2 separate regions of the Mus musculus genome follow, and region 2 is linked to region 1. Evidence: chromatin loops called from intact Hi-C (ENCODE). Cell type or tissue: heart. All regions are shown on one strand. Each heading gives the region's core, and the rest is flanking DNA. Links, peaks and the distances in the headings are about the cores only. Region 1 has its middle 18 kb from the start of Car6. Region 2 overlaps Slc2a5 (solute carrier family 2 (facilitated glucose transporter), member 5).

Region 1 (8,351 bases), core at 117-8,116:
GACAGTTCTAACCAGCTCCCCAAATCTCAATATAGTCTGTTCATGAGAGTGAGGCGAGCTTTAGTGGAAGAGCTTTTACCTACCATGGATTTGACTTCTGGAACTGAAAATAAATCTGTAGAAGTGTTTGATATGTAATAGTCCATTGCAATTGCATAGACCAACCAAATTAAAAAAAAAACAAAATAAAAAGTTTTCAGGGCTGGAGAAATGACTCAGTGGTTTATAGTGCACACTGGAGGATTGGAGAGATGGCTCAGAGGTTAAGAGCACTGGCTGCTCTTCCAGAGGTCCTGAGTTCAATTCCCAGCAACCACATGGTGGCTCACAGCCATCTGTAATGGGATCTGATGCCCTCTTCTGGTGTGTCTGAAGACAGCTGCAATGTACTCATAAATAAAATCAATAAATCTTTAAAAAAAATAGTGCACACTGGAGAAATGGCTCAGTGGTGTTCACTGATCTTACAGAGAATCCAAGTTTGGTTCTCAGCACCCACACTGGGCAGCTCACAACTGCTTGTAACTCCAGGTCCAGAGAGATTTTTATGGGCACCTGTCCACACACAGCACACACATCCCCACACACAGAGCACCCCCCCTCACACACACATATATATGTAACTAGAGCACACACACACATATATGTAACTAAAAGTAAAATAAATCCGGGCTGGAAAGATTTCCATGGTCACTCCTGTAGAGGACTAGGATCAGCACCCAGAACCCACAGGGTGTCTTACAAGCATCTGCATGGCCTTTGTGACTATTGACAGCAGGTAGCTACATACCAGCTCTGTACTATGTAATTTTTGACATCTACACAGTTTTGCCTGTGGCCAGAATCAGGGTCAGATATAATAAACTGGGAATAAGGCCTGGAGAGATAGCTATCTGGTACATGACAGCTCACAACTTTCGATAGCTCCATTGCCAGGGGTGGGGTCTGATGACGTCTTCTGGATTCTGCAGGCATTAGGCACCATCCATATAAGTAAAATGCATTTGGTGAATAAATCCTTTTATTAAAAATAAACGATGGTGCACTCCTTTAATCCTAGCACTCGGGAGACAGAGGCAGGTGGATCTTTGTGAGTTCAAGGCCAGCCTGGTCTACAAAGCGAGTCCAGCACAGCCAGGGCTATGTTACACAGAACATCCTGTCTCTAAAAGTCAAATAAATAAATAAATAAATAAATAAATAGTGTGTGGGAGACATGTGAGGGAAGATTTGCCTCCTGGGGCAGCTTTGAGCTGGGAACTTTGGGGAGAGAAAGATCAGAATGGCGCTTGGAGAAGCCAGTGGTGAGGTCCAACCAAGGTTTCCTCCTTGCTCCCTCTGATCCTCAGGATCCGGAGTTGCAAGCCAAGGGGAGTTGGGGAGGACCCTTGTTTATTGAAAATAATTTGTCACGAGGTAGGATTTGTTCCCTGGGTATGCAGAAAAGACCCTGACTCTGGAGATGCCCCAAATCCACTTTCCCTCCCCCCCGTGGGCCACCATCTTCAGCCTCTTTCTGTCTTGTCTCCCCAGGGATTGTTAAACACTAGCTAGGACATATTCCCCAAAGGTCCTTGACTAGGCAGAAAGGGCTGTGAGGTGTTTGCCCAGAAGGATCTGGGAGCCAGAGGTCAGGCGGCCACAGGCTGTGCAGGGTAAGGTTCAAGCTTAGTAAGTGAGTGTTCAGCTAATAACGCCTCAGGCTGCCAGGTAGGCAGCAATACACCCTGGGGTACCTCTGTAATCAGCCTCCACGGCAACTCAAGGCAAGCTCACGCTCTGGGTGGCTGACAGTGGCTGCACAGGGGACCCGAGTGGATCCGGGACAGCTAGGCACTGGGAGGGAGCCTGAGGAAGACTTGGTTCCCAGAAAGACTCAGTTGCTGAGGCTGGGCAGACTGAAAGTGTTCCAAAGTCCTTGTGTGATGAAATTTTCTGGAAGACCCTTGACCTTCTCAGAGGGCCTTGGTGTTGCAGACTTGTAACTCCAACAACAGTGAGGCAGGAGGATGGTGCTTTTGAGGCCGTTCTGAGATAAATAGGGAGACTCTGATGAAGGAAACAACCGAAAACTAACGATCTGTAACTTTGGAGCTCCTCAAATGTCATGGAGACGTTATTCTTACTGATTGCTCTGTGCGTGCGTGCGCGACTGTATGTATGTGTGCGCATGCAAGCGCGCGTTTTTATCAAAAGGTAGGCAGCTCACTCACCACTGCGCTTTCCCAGGTAGTGACGTCTGAGCTTCTAAAGGCTGTGTGGTCAGCAGGGCAGAGGTCACTCAGCATTTGGCAAACATGTGGTATGAGAGTGCTGTACACGCGGGAAGCGCCTGCCCAGGTCCCGCTGGAGAATGCTCCTCCCCCTGGAGCCACTCCCTGCTAGTGGAGGGAGGAGTTTATAGGCAAGCGAGTTGGCTGTCCTGGATCCTGTGAACAGACTGTCCCTTAGGAAAGACACTCAAGTCAGTGGTGAAGGCAAGGCTGGGCTGAAGGAGAAACTGAGGCAGGAGGCTGAATCTGCACATCCAGGCATCAGTAAGTATCAGTTAGGCAGCTTCCAGGGAGAGGACAGCTGTGAGCATTCAGGATATCGAGGAGGGGCATCTCCAAGCAGGAGAGCTTGGGGAGCCTGCTTTACCTGCCTGTAGCGTTGCTACTTCTGACTTGCTTGAGGAGGTCAATACCTCTGAGCCTCATTTTGTTCATCTGTAAGATGGGTCTGAAATACCTTTTCTTTTGGGGTGTCTCAGTGGTTGAGAACACTGGCAGATCATGACTGTAAATCTAAGTTCCAGGGAACGTGACACCCTCTTCTGGACTCTGTGGCTACTAAATTCAGGTGGGGCAAAGACATACGTGCAGGCAAAACACCCATAAACATAAAATAAATTAATATTTAAAAAATTGAAAGAGAAAGTGTCTTTAGAGGCTTAAGAGATGGCTCAGTGGTTAGGAGTACATGCTGCTCTTTCAGAAGACCCAAGTTCAGTTGCTAGGACTCATGCTTTGTGTCTCACAACCACCGGGACTCCAGCTCGTGGAGATCCAGTACCATCTACTGGGCCCTGAGGGCACCCGTACACCGGTGCATATGCCTACACAAGACCCATATACACACACATTGCTAAAAATAAAATAAATCTTGTTGGGTGTGGTCATTCAGGTCTTTAAATCCCAGCAGTTGGGGGGCAGGGAGGCAGAGGGAGGCAGGCGGGTCTCATAGTTGGAGGCCATACTCCAGATTTCACGTAGAAAGAGCCTGTTTCAAACAAAACAAAACAAACTTAAAATAATTTTTATTTTATTTTGCTTGGTGTGTATGGGTATTTATTTTATTTTGCTTGGTGTGTATGGGTATTTATTTTATTTTGCTTGGTGTGTGTATTTTTTGTTTGTTTGTATGCCTGGTGCCTGCAGTGGCCAGCAGAGGGCATCAGATCCCTTTAAAATGGGAGTTATAGACACTTGAGAGCCACCATATGACTGCTAAGAATTGAACTCTGATTTTCTGGAAGAATAGCAAGTGCTCTTAACGGCTAAGCCATCTCTCCAGCCCTCTCAAAATTAAAAGAGAAAAAAAATATTTTCATGCTCTACATGGAACCCAAGGCCTTCCCACACACGCTCAGCAAGTGCTCTGCTAATGAGCTACGTACCTCCCCAGGCCTTCTTGGGAACCTTTTAAATATCAATTAAATATATAAAGACAATGTTTAGCCAAGGATTGAATTCCTGATTCTCCTGCTTCAACCTCCAAAGTGCTGGAATTATAAGAATGTAGCACCCGGCTCGGCTTGCCCTTCCTTCCTTCCTTCCTTCCTTCCTTCTTCCTTCCTTCCTCTCTTTTCTTTCTTAAACAACAGTCTTGGGCTTGGGAGTGTAGCTCAGTTAGGAGAGTGCTTCACTGGCATGCAGGAAGCCTTGGGTTTGATCCCAGAACCACCTCCACCAGGCTTGGTATTGTAATCGATGTGAAGACGTTGAGGTGGGACGATGAGAAGTTCACACTCACCTTTGGCTACACAGGGAATCTGAGGCCAGCCCGAGGTACATGAGGCCCTGCCTCAGAAGGCAAAATCAGGTGACAGAGAAATGGCTCAGTGCTTGGGAGCAGGACCTGGGCTTGAGTACCAACGCCCACATGGAGGTTCACAACTGTCTGTAACTTTGGTTACATGGGGACCCATGGCACCCGGCATTCACATGGCATGGTGCACACACACACACACACACACACACACACATATGCATATTATATATATGCAGGCAAAATATCCATACTCATAAAACTAAAAGACAATCTTTTTTAAAAGACAAACTCAGTTAGGCAGTGGTGGCACACGCCTTTAATCCCAGCACTTGGGAGGCAGAGGCAGGCGAATTTCTGAGTTTGAGGCCATCCTGGTCTACAGAGTGAGTTCTAGGACAGCCAGGGCTACACAGAGAAACCCTGACTCGAAAAACAACAACAACAATAACAAAAAACAAACAAACAAAAAACCCCCCCAAAAACCCAAAAAGACAAAATCTCCAACCCCAAATGAAAACAAACCCAACCCAGAGCTCTGTTACGTAGACCAGGCTGGCCTTGAACTCAAAATCCTCTGATCCTCTGGCTCTGCCTCCAGTATGCACCACATCTGACTTGCTTTTTATTGAGAAGAGAATTTCCCTGGGTTACCCAGGTTGGGCTCGATCATACCTCCTGGGTCACTGGTACCATAGGTGTACGCCAACACGTGCCTACATTTCATTTCAAAAATGAAAGTTGTTGGCTGGGCTTAGTGGTCCAAGCCTTTAATCCTAGAACTGGGTAAACAGAGTCAGGTGCATCTCTGTGAGTTCAAGACCAGCCAGGGACACATGAAATCCTGTCTTAAAAAAAATAAAATAAAATTAGGGCTGTAGAGAGATTAAGAGGTTAAGAGCACTGAGTGATCTTCTAGAGGTCCTGAATTCAATTCCCAGCATCCACATGGTGGCTCACAAGCATCTGTAAGGAGATCTGGTGCCCTCTTCTGGTCTTCAGGCATACATGCAGAAGACTGCATTATACATAATAAATAAATAAGTCTTTAAGTAAGTAAGTAAAAGACAGATGTGGTGGTGCATGCCTTTTTTTTTTTTTTTTCTCCTGAGACAGGGTTTCTCTGTGTAGCCCTGGCTGTCCTGGAACTCACTCTGTAGACCAGGCTGGCCTCGAACTCAGAAATCCACCTGCCTCTGCCTCCCGAGTGCTGGGATTAAAGGCGTGTGCCACCCCCACCTGGCTGGCCCCTCAGTCTTGAACACTTCCCACTCCATCACTGGGAAACTATTCTCAGCCCTCCAGGTGATAATTAAAAAGCCACCTGCTTTTGGCATGAGGCTATCAGCAGCAGGTTTTCATCTAGTCTCGAATAGGGGCTGTAATCACCCCAGAGTGGTCCTGCATTCCTGATTTGGGGCAGCTGGCTGCTTCTGGGAAGTGGACTGACTCAATGGAAGTGACACTGGCAGTTTTGGGAGGCACTGCGGGGTGTGCCACCCTCTCCTCAAGCTCTCAGAACTGCAGTGGGGCTCATGTGGTGCACAGCAGATAGCCTTCCTTATTGTGTTTCTCTGTTTAGAAGGCTGGGGGACTGGGGATGGCCTGTTAGTAGACGGGAGCCTCAGCTCCGAGGTAAAAAACCTCAATGACTCTGTAACCCTAGGGCTGAGCGTGCAGAGATAAGAGGATGCCTGGGCCTTTCTGGCCAGCCAGACTAGGCTCGCCCTAGGTTCACTGAGAAATTGTCCAAAATCTAAGGAGGAGAGGAATTGAGGAAGACACCCAACATTGACCTCTGGCCTACAAATGTGGGTATGTGAGAGTATTCATGAACACACACACACACACACACACACACACACACACACACACACACAGGCACACAGAGGAGACAGGAAGGGCAGAGAACCACAACACGCTGTTTTAGGAAGCCTTTTTTTCTGAAACCAGGCATGGTGGTTTTAACACTCAGCACTCTGGAGTCAGAGGCAGGAGGATCACTATGAGTTCAAGGCCAGCCTAGTCTACAGAGTGAGTTCCAGGATAGTCAGGGCTCCATAATGAGACCCTGTCTTTCTCTCTCTCTCTCTCTCTCTCTCTCTCTCTCTCTCTCTCTCTCTCTGTGTGTGTGTGTGTGTGTGTGTGTGTGTGTGAGATGAGGAGCTTCGTCTGAAACTTTTAATGTATTTCTAATGGGAGCTTCCTGGGGTCAGTTCAAATTTTCTGGAATTTTCGTTTACTACAAGTGGCCCCCATTCTCTGTCAGATGCCAAATCGGGGATACTTTACTGTACACTGCTCCCAATATTTCCCCTCATTACATTTTCCTTTCAAAGAAAAGAAAACATGAACACTTAGTGACCTGGAAGGTCTGAACAGGCCTCATTTGGAGGGCCTCTTCAGCTTAATTAACTCACAATGGCCGTCCAGTTTCATTTTAGGCTAGAGGTGATTTTTTTCAAGCATAATGCTATGACAGAGGTCATTCCAAAGATTTGGGACAAGCCGCTCTGCTCGCCATGCTGCCGTTCAGGCTAAGCAAATGTCAACAGGAATCTTCAAGCAAATTAATTCCTCTGAATGGGCTCCTTCATCTCCCTCATCTCTGCATTCATTTCCACAAGCTGACCAGTCAGACGCACACGCATGAAAGGAACTGTTCAAATAAGAAAAACAGAGAGATTGAGGTCAGCCTGGGCTACGGAGTGAGACTCTCTATCACAAACCACAAAGAAAGCAAGAGTTGGGGTGTAATTGAGTTGGTGGACTGTTTGCTTACCATGCAGTGAGGCCTGGTGTTTGGTCCGCAGCGCCACAGAAGTCAGGTATAATTCTGGCACTCAGGAGATAGAAGCAGAAAAGTGGGGGTTCTAAAGGGATCCTGGCCATGTGCCAAGTGAGGGTCAAACAAATGTCCACTCCTCCCCCAGATAGGATATTGACAAACCAAAGAATTTCTCAGAAGTTCAACTTTGTGAACCAATGAGGCATTGGGCTGACTCACAGGGCGTGGGGGAGCGGTTGCTTGGAGGAGTGTGAATGACGTCTGAAACAGCCCCATCACTGGATGGTCTCACCCCAGCCTGGAGGAAAATGCTCCTGTAGCTGCAGAGATGGAGCCTCCCTTCAGTTCACCCTACATCAACTCCTGACATCACGTGGCCAGGTCAGGTAGACAGAGTTACACACAGCTGCATGAGGGCAGGGGATGTATAGAGGATAGAGTGGTTGGACTCTCAGATGGAGATCTAAGACCCCCACCTATTCTTCCATGAAGGAATGTTAACAGGATATATATATATATATATATATATATGATTTACTTATGTGTATGAGCATTTTGCCTGAATGTATATATTGGACTGTGTGTGTGTGTTTGTGTAATGCCTGTGGAGGCCAGAAGTGGGTGTTGGATCCCCAGGAAATGGGTGGAGATCCAGATGTTTGTGAGCTACCATATGGGTTCTGGGAACCAAACCTAGGTTCTCAGCAATAACAGCAGGTGCTGCTCTGAAGCACTGAGCCATCTCTCCAGTGCCCAGCAGGTCCAGTCTTGACTGTGTCACATTTTGTAGTCACAGAACATGGCAGTGTCTGTTATTTATGCTGGGACAGCATATTCTACAACAGTGAGTGTGAGGCCAGCTCAATACAATATATTGAATAAGATTGAATAAAGGGTAATATGAAATGCATACTTTTTTATTATATCCTGCCTTAAAAAAAAAAACCATAAAACAAGGGGCTGGAGAGATGTCTCAATGGTTAAGAGTACTGGCTGCTCTTCCAGAGGACCCAGGTTCAATTCCCAGCACCCACATGATAGCTCACAACTGTGTGTACCTCCAGTTCCAGGGGATTTGACACCCTCACCCAGACATACATGCAAGCAAAACACCAATGCACATAAAATAAAAATAAATAAGTGAAAGAAAGAGAGAAAGAAAGAAAGATAAGACAAGAGCTGGTAAGATGGCGAGGTGGTTAAAAGCATTTGCTCTTGCAGAAGACCCTTGCCAGCATCCATGTTGGGACACTCTGTGACAAGCTGTGACTCCAGCTCCGAGGAATCCAACACACTCTCCTGGCCTCCTTAGGCATCTGTACCCCGTAGCAGACATTCACACAGACATACAAATAAAATAATAATAAATAAATCCTAAAAACATAAAAGAAAGCTGGGCAGTAGTGGCTCACACCTTTAATCCCAGTGACAGGGAGGCAGAGGCAGGTGGACCTCTGTGAACTGGAGGCCAGACTGGTCTACAGAGTTCCAGGATATCCAGGGTTACACAGAGAAACCCTGTCTTGAGAAAAAA
Region 2 (8,351 bases), core at 76-8,075, 82 kb after region 1:
AACCTGAACAACAAATATCCTACATGTGTTGGGAGTAACGTGTGGATTTAGGTGGATAGCACCTGTGTGTGATTTTTGATGCTATTCTAGCCCAGTTGGGGTCAGTATATAACGTCTTCCCTTGTAAAACTCTGTTAAATTGGGCTGGTGAGATGGCTCAGTGTGTAAGAGCTCTTCCGAAGGTCCAGAGTTCAAATCCCAGCAACCACATGGTGGCTCACAACCATCTGTAACAAGATCTGACTCCCTCTTCTGGTGTATCTGAAGACAGCTACAGTGTGCTTACATATAATAATAAATAAATTAAAAAAAAAAAAACTCTGTTAAAATTTTCTGTAAAAATAGTTTGAGGCCAGCCTGGTCTACATAGTGAGTTCCAGGGCAGCCAGGACTACATAGAGAGACCCTGTCTCAAAAAAAGAAAAAGTATCCCTCATTCCAGCTCAATCTCATAGTATTTCAATAAAGACAATCAACACAGAACAAAGCCCTTTGTTAGAGACAGGCATCAGAAACACACACAGCACAGGCCATAAACTGCAGACAGGTTGGGGGCACAGGTGAGATAAGGAGAACTCCAACGTGGCCTCACTCTTTGTTTAAAGAACCCCGAGAGGGTCTCTCTCCCGTCTCATTTCTTGATGTGATGCCACCTTCTCCGAGGTCCCTTTACATGGATCATCAGCACAGCGCTCCTTACCTGCAGCGCCAGTGCGGCCGTCAGCACTAAGCAGGCTATGAGGCAGGTGGAGAAGCCGACGAGGAGTAGGAATCGCCGTCCCCAAAGCTCTACCACAAAGATCTGGAGGTGTGGGAAGGAAGACTGTGAGCTTCTAGACCCCGTGCCCAGTGTTCTTGTGGGACAGAGTACCCCCGCCAGAGGCTGCTGTCTCAGGAATAGCCCTCACTCGCCCTCAACCAACTTTGGAGAGGCCAGGAGGAGTGTGTGCCCAGCCACCGGTGTGTAAATAATTGTATGCGAAAACACAGAGGCATGTGTCAGTGGCTGGTCCCTGGAGGTCTGGCTGGGTTCCTAGGCCCCAGCTGCCCACTCTTAAATGAGCCCTCACATCAAGAGCCACAGTCCTGTGGTTCGAAGCTTCTGGCCTCCTGCAAAGAAGCCAGGTACTGGAGTCAATGAGAGATTCTGTCCACATGGAGGCCTGACTGGCTCCTCTGCCCAGGGGCCAAATCTCACTAAACAGCGAGTCATGAGCTCCCGGCAGGGCCTGTGCAGAGACCCTGCACTTCTGCCACGCTGCCATGCTCAGCAGCCCCAGATAGAAGAGGTTAGGGCACACTGTGGGCTCCGTGTTAGGGGCCCATGGCTGCCCCCCCACACACACACACACTAGAGTCAGGGATATGCTTACAGCAGAGCTTTGAGGCTGGGGCGTCAGAGCCCAGGGGGCATGTTGCAGTCCAAAAGCCCAGCTCTGTCCAAGCTGGGAGCTTTCACACTCCTCAGATATCCCTCCACTCTTGGTGGCTTAAGGGACCGTCGCCTGGCAGACACCCACCGTGAGGATGGTCATGAACACATTGACGGCCCCAGTCCCGGCTGTCACATACTGGACGTCGTCGCTTTTCACGCCTGCGCTGAGGTAGATCTGATCGGCGTAGTAGTAGATCTGGAAGAGAAGCATGGGGGTTGGCAGAGGCCCTCGGGCATAGGATGGCCAGTGGCCCACCACACCCCAACCCCTCTTCGTCAGCACCCCAAGCTCACAGGATGCCCGTACCGCGTTCACTCCCGACAGCTGCTGGCCAGCCATGAGGACAATCATGGAGATGAGTTGCCAACGGAGAGACTGCATAGTGAACAACTTCCACACAGAGATGAAGCCCGCCGCCTTCTCAGCCTCATCCTCCTTCCGGATCTCCTCCATCTCTAGGTGCACGTCTTTCCAGCCTCGGAGGGTCTGGAGGGCTGAGCGAGACGAGCAGAGGGCATGAGCTCAGAGGCGAAGAGCTCCGGGGCCCTGGGTCAGGAGGGAACCGCCACAGACCTCACCTCTCTCAGCAGCTGCTTCATCTTTCTTCTGGATCAGCAGGTAGCGGGGGCTCTCGGGAAAGAACGGGAGGAGGAGGAGCTGAAGGCCTGCGGGGACTCCAGTTAGACCCAGGAGAACTGGCCAGCCTGCAAGCAAGGGCTTAAGGTCACAGAAGCACGGAAGAAGTAGAGACCTTTTTCTCCACTCTGAACGGTGGCAGGCACTCTGAGCCATCGCCCGGAGGGGGGGAATGAGGGCTCTGTGGGGACTAAGTGTGACTATTTCCGTGGACGTCTGGTGGCTATTTACACAGTAGCTGAGGCATGACTAACCATGGCACACCGAGGTGCTGGGCAAACAAGAACATCTGGTAGTGCCAAATGTGGGCACGGACATGGGCAAATGGCAGGTCTCCGTGTGCCATTATACAGACCCACGTTGTCCTTTAGAGACCAGCCGGCTGGAGCATGCTGAGACCGACCCTGTCATCCCACCCCAGGTATATATATGTCCAGAGACGCTTGTGTGGGTCACAAGGACACCTAAACTGGAGTGGTCCGAGCAGTGCTGATAAACTCAGAAACAAGAGCAACGGTAACGCAAACGTCCATTATATTCCACAGAGAGGACACAGTAGTCATCCCGTGACCCTAGGATGTAACTGAATACCGAGGCAATCAGCGATGGCTTGGACAGATCTGTCCAGCGTGATATGGAGTGTAAACACTCAATATCTAGTGAATGCCCTTACATCAGTTTCAAAAGCTGGTGAAAAATCCACCCTACCATCTCCAATGGTGATGAGCCTGAACCCAAAGCAAGACGATGACGGGGGTTCAGGTCAGCACAGGGATTGCCCTCGGGGAAGGGAGGGGCTGCTGAGGGGTTCACATGCAGCTCTCTCTTGACCTGGGGAGTGGTCTCGGAGCATCTGGTTTCTTTGTCTTTCTTCATGTTTACTGGGAATCAAGCGTGATGTGTTCACAATAAAAATAGCTATAGATCGAGCTGGGTGGATGGCTCAGAGGCTAAGGGCATTTGCTGCTCTTGCAGCGGCTATGAATCTGGATGCAGTTTCTAGCACTCGGACAGTGGCTCACGGCCACCTTCTAAGGGAATTTCATGGCCTCTTCCGGACTCGACAGGCACCAGGCATCCACGTGGTGCACAGACAGACAGACATGTAGGCAAAACGCCCATTTGCATAAAAAAATGGAATAAGTGCCTACCAAGACAAATGAGCAGTTCTGCCCCCTGCTTGAGTCATCTCTGGCTCTCTTGCCTTTTCTCCTGTGCTCAGGGCCAGTGACGTCATAGGCATGTGTGTGTGCCAGCCACCAACCAGCCAATCACAAAGGAGCTCACACCCTCTTAGGGGGTGGATCCAGTCCAGCCCCATTTTACACAGGCAGAGTCTGGGCCCCTTGCTGAGAGCATTTAGTCCTTTGGGAGCAAAACTGTATGCACACAGGCTGAATCGTGCTTGTGATTACATGGTTGACCTTGCCCATCCAATTTAAGGAGGTTATAATCACCTGACAGCTGTTGAATAAGATATAGGTCTCATGTAGTCCAGGCTGGCCCAGAGCTTGGTCTTCCTGTCTCGGTCTCCTGAGGGCTGGGATTTCTGATGTACGTACACCATGATGGCCAGAGTACATGCAGTTCGGGTTTTGAGTTTTTACATTTGTATTAATTTACCTATTTATTTTATGATATATGTGTGTGTAAAAGAGGGAGAAAGAAAAGAGAGAGGAGGGAGGGGAGAGAGAAAGGGAGGGAGGGAGAAAGAGAAAGAGAGGAAGAAAGAGAGAGGGAAGGAGATGGGGAGGGGGGAGGGGTGAGGGGGAGGGGGAGGGGGATGGGGAGGGAAAGGAGTACCACAGAGATCATGCACCGAGCAGAGACAACTTGTGACATCACTTTCCTCTCTACCGTGTGGGTCCTCAGATCATCCGATTTGGCAACAACATACTGAACCATCTTGGCTTTTTTTTTTTTTTTTTTTTTTTTTTAAGAAAATAGAATGTAACTCAGGCTGGCCTCAGACCTACTGTGTGTCTCAGGCTGACTCTACGTCCCTCAGTCTCTTTCCTTTACCTTCTGAGCCCCAGGATTACAGCCATGCACCACTATGTCCAACTTCCCTGGTCTTTTGTAGTTGATTCAGTAAAAAAGAGACAGGCCAGGGATACCCTCATTTAGCTGGAATCTTCCTCGAGATACACGTGAACCTCTGAACTTTCACTCCATCTCATAATCCACTCCTCCTGGCCAAAAAAAAAATGACCTAATTTCACCTAGAATATGAGTATCACCCAACGTCAAGTTTGGCTCCTGGATGAACCACCACTTTCTAGGCTGGAGCAATGTCCTTCCACCTCCTGCTGCCCCTTGATCAGAACTGGGCCCTAGATCATCGTGGGACCCTGTGCCTATCTCCCGTGCCCTGTCTGTGACAAGTACTGCTGTCTCCCATTCGAGTCACGGTCACCAGCCCCTGGGCCCCTCCGTCTAGCCCCCTACACTGTAGCTCTCCTCACCAAGGCACCAATGGTCACCAGACACTAACTCAGATCCCACTTCTCAACCCTGACCACTGTGCAGCCTTAATCGCGGGTGCCTTCTTCTTGCGCCTCCTCTCACTGCGCCACCTGCTGGCCAGCTCTGTTATAGCGGAGCAGCTGTCCTAAGCCAGGGCTCACACTGAGGGCTCTAAAATGGGCACGGTTAAACTGCAGCCTTGCACTGCAGGAAAGTCACAGACAAGGGTGGAGGTCTAACATTGCCATCCCTTTCAGTTCCCTAAAGGCTCAAAGGATTTCGACATTTTTGTCTCCTCTGCCCAGGCCTAGAATGTTCTCTTCAGGACAGAACCGCTCCTGCCCTCCTGCACAGGGCGATGTAGCAGAGAGTCTGCTCCTGTTGCCTGGGGCTCCCTGAGACTCAACCCCAGTCCATTGATTTTAGGTCCCAGCTCCTAGGGATAATGTAGCACCTTGATGGAGGGGTCCTGGACACGTGTAGGGACAAGAAGACAGGGGAGCATGGCAACTCGACACAGAGCCAGCCAGGCTCAGGCTACAGGGTCTGAATCTTAACAGGACTTTGCACATGTTTCAATCTGCTGAGTTTCGGGTTCTGTATCTGTAAAGTGGGTATGTTTAAAGTACATGACCTCCTGAGGCCGCTGAGAGAAACAGATGCGCTATTACAGAAGACATGGCGCCCAGGCCACGGCAGGCATGAGCATTGCAGCCGGCCTCCCTTCCAGAGGCTTAAGGCTCAAAAAGAAAGACAGGGAGGAAGGAAATAAAAGAGAAGTGATGGGGGCAGGGCTGGGCCCAGTTGGGAGAGGGTTTGCCTAGCATCTGCACAGATCTCCAGCACTGCATAAAACATCGGCGGTCTTGCCTGCCTGTAATCTCAGGGCTTGTTGGTGGCGGCAGGAGGATCATCTGTTCAAGGACACTCTGACTACCACATGAGTTTGAGGCCAGCCTGGCTTAAATGAGACCTTATCTCAACACGGGGGTGGAGGTGGGGGTGGGGTGGTGGGGTGGGGTAAAGTGTCCTGAGACTGAGAAAGAGGAGGCAATGATGCCACGTCTGAGAGTGCGGACAGTCACTTAGCAGCTCAGGGGAAACAGACCCTTCCTGTTAAGTTGAGAAGCCTTGCTGTCTTCTAGAAGGAGCTGTCACCGCATGCTTGTTCAGGCAAAACCCGTGTGGCTAGCTCCAGAACAGCCGAGTGGACAAAGGACAGTCTCCACTGGACATAACAGGGAAGTCAGAGGGCAGAAGCTTCCAGTAATGGTGCTAGGTAGCAGCTTTGGGGAGAGGGGGCTGGGGGCTGGGGCCTCTTCTCACCATCCTCATTTGCCAAGAGACTCCGAAGGCCAAACAGCTGGGCCACAAGGATGCCGACAGTGATGAAGAGTTGCGGGACCACTCCCAGAGCCCCTCGTAGGTTTTTCGGGGCCAGCTCCCCTAAGTACATAGGGACCACGTTGGAAGAGATACCTGGAAGGAGAGTCACAGTAAGAATACAACCAGGAAGGCTGGAGGGCTGACTCAGAGGTTAAAAGCACTGGTTGCTCTTCCAGAGGGCCCGAGGTGACTCACAACAATCTATAGTGAGATCTGGTGCCCTCTTCTGGTGTGCAGGCATACATGCAGACAGGATACTGTATGCATAATAAATAAATCTTTAAAATAAAATAAAATAAAATAAAGAACACAGAAAATGTCTGGTAGAAACCAACTGTGTCTTCGAAGACTCAATGTACCTTGCCAGGTGAACTATCTAGCCTGCTCCCCACCAAGCCCTTAAAATGGGGATAATTCCGTTGGTAAGTACTGTGGGAGAGCTCCTAAAAGCACCCCCGAGAGGTGGACCTCTGGCCTCCACATACAAGTGCACACCTGTTCACCCTGCCTCTCACACACACCCTCCTGTAACACAGTGAATGAATGAATGAATGAATGAATGAATGAATGAATGAACGGCCCTTGTAAGTACCTCTTCTATTTCTTAGTTCCTTAAACATCAAGGAAAGAAATCACATGGGCGAAGCTCCTGACAGGAGTATTCGCTTCTTGACTGTGTTACCTGGGGATGCAGCCCAGCCAGACCCTACATCCTTGCTCCTGACTGGCCCAGGTCATAGAGGGAAGAGGATTAGACACGCCCCTCTCCTTCCCCTCAGAGAGAAAAGAATCAGTCATGGAAAGGCACAATAGCCCTGCCCACTGGCTTACTTTCTGGGGACAGCACATGGCAATAAACTCCTGCCTTAGGCAGCTAACACACATAGCAGGCAGAAGGTTAGACCCAGGCCAGCCTAGGGTACAAAGGGGTGCCCTGTCTTAGAAAAGCTTTGATTGGCAATTAACTCAGAAGAAAAGCTTAAAATGTAAAAAATATCAAATTTTAATATATATTGTATATATGCATTGCTGGGATTTATGTATGCTGAGGCTACTCTGAACTCCACTATTTAATCTGTTTTAAAAAGATTTATTGTTTTAGTGATGTGATTTGGCATGTGTGTTTTGTGGGTGTGTTTACAGACATGTCAGATTCCCTGGGAGCTGAATTTTATAGGCAGGTGGTTGTGAGCTGCCCGACCTGGGTACTAGAAACTGAACTGAGCCATCTCTCCAGCGCCCCCCCCCCCGGCCCGCTATGTAATCTTGTAAAATTTCCCATCATGTCAAAATATGACTCTTTTAGGAATAGACAAACTGGGGGCTGGTGGGATGGCTCAGTGGGTAAAGGCACCAGCTGCCAGCTCTCATGATCTGGGTTCAGTTTGCAGGATGCACATGGCGGAAGAAGAGGGGGATGCACATTGCTTCACCCCACGAGATAAACAACTAAATATAAAAAAAACCCGAGAAACAAAAATGCAAGGGCCAGAGAGGTGGCTCAGCAGTTAAGAGAACTGGCTGCCCTTGCAGAGGTCCGGAGTTCCGTTGCCAGCGCCCTCATCAGGAGGTGCATAACACCTGTAACTCCAGCCACTGCATCCGCCTTTCTCTTCTCTGCAGGCACCTGCACTCATCTGCACACACCTCCCCCAAACTGCCCCCTCCCCCAGTTCAATAATAAAATAAATATAAAAAAAGTATAGGTGGGGCACTGGGAGGTGAGAAGAGTGCGTGTCTAGTGTGCACAGGGCTTTGGGTTCCATCCCCAGTACAAAAGGACGCTTGTGGTTTAGCTGAGAGAGAGACAGAGACAGAGGGACAGAGAGAGAGACAGAGAGACAGAGAGAGAGACAGAAAGAGACAAGGAGACAGAGAGAGAGTGAGAGAGAGAGAGAGAGAGAGAGAGAGAGAGAGAGAGAGAGCCAGGAAAGAAAGAGGGTCCACGTGTAAAGGCTCTTAATACAAAACCCAACAACCTGACTTTCATCCCGCCCCCCTCCCGGGGACCCACACTGTGGGAGGAGAGAGCTGACTCCTGCCAGTTATCCTCTGACCTCCGAAACAAGCTGTGGCAGGTGTGTGCCCCTCACGTACACAAACACACTCAATAAGTAAATGTAAAAAAAAAATAACAGCAACGACAAAAATGAGAACAAGTACAAAATCCTGGTAAGCGTGTCTGGATTAAGTACATTTACGTGTCTAGAATCAATCTCTACTTTGGATATTTTCGGGGGGAGGGGTCTTGTTATGTAGCCCATGTTAGCCTCAAACTTGAGGTCCGCCTGTCTCAGGCCCCCAGGTCTAAAATTACAGGGATGCCACTCTCCTGGGACAGACCCTGCAGACCAAAGTGGGAAGACCCTAGAGTTAATTTGGGGCGGGACAGGGCGGGGCATGAGGAGGGGGCGTGGCGTGGCGTGG

The links. Hi-C counts contacts between places; a loop is a spot of excess contacts. Peaks named below come from ENCODE experiments on the same cell type or tissue, not always from the same donor. Only the 100,000 strongest peaks of a DNase experiment are listed, where the experiment ranks them.
Region 2: a loop joins it to region 1, with 2.9 times the contacts of the local background. A loop is called at or near these places in 14 of 42 quality-filtered maps.

The regions. Positions count from the first base shown.
Region 1 is chr4:150,214,792-150,223,142 of GRCm38, reverse strand. No RefSeq gene overlaps it. Among named protein-coding and RNA genes, the nearest start is that of Car6, 18 kb to the right of the region's middle. In heart, for the core only: CTCF peaks have their summits at 3,431 (motif pointing right) and 5,017 (motif pointing left); no DNase peak of the experiment used is centred there; H3K4me3 peaks cover 603 bases; H3K27ac peaks cover 791 bases; H3K27me3 peaks cover 521 bases.
Region 2 is chr4:150,133,210-150,141,560 of GRCm38, reverse strand. It overlaps Slc2a5 (solute carrier family 2 (facilitated glucose transporter), member 5), which reads right to left. Exons shown (of 14, transcript NM_019741.3): 7 at 5,865-6,017; 8 at 2,015-2,140; 9 at 1,743-1,930; 10 at 1,521-1,631; 11 at 701-802. Among named protein-coding and RNA genes, the nearest start is that of Slc2a7, 12 kb to the left of the region's middle. In heart, for the core only: a CTCF peak has its summit at 4,653 (motif pointing left); DNase peaks (open chromatin) are centred at 3,320 and 4,660; H3K4me3 peaks cover 788 bases; H3K27ac peaks cover 827 bases; H3K27me3 peaks cover 1,660 bases.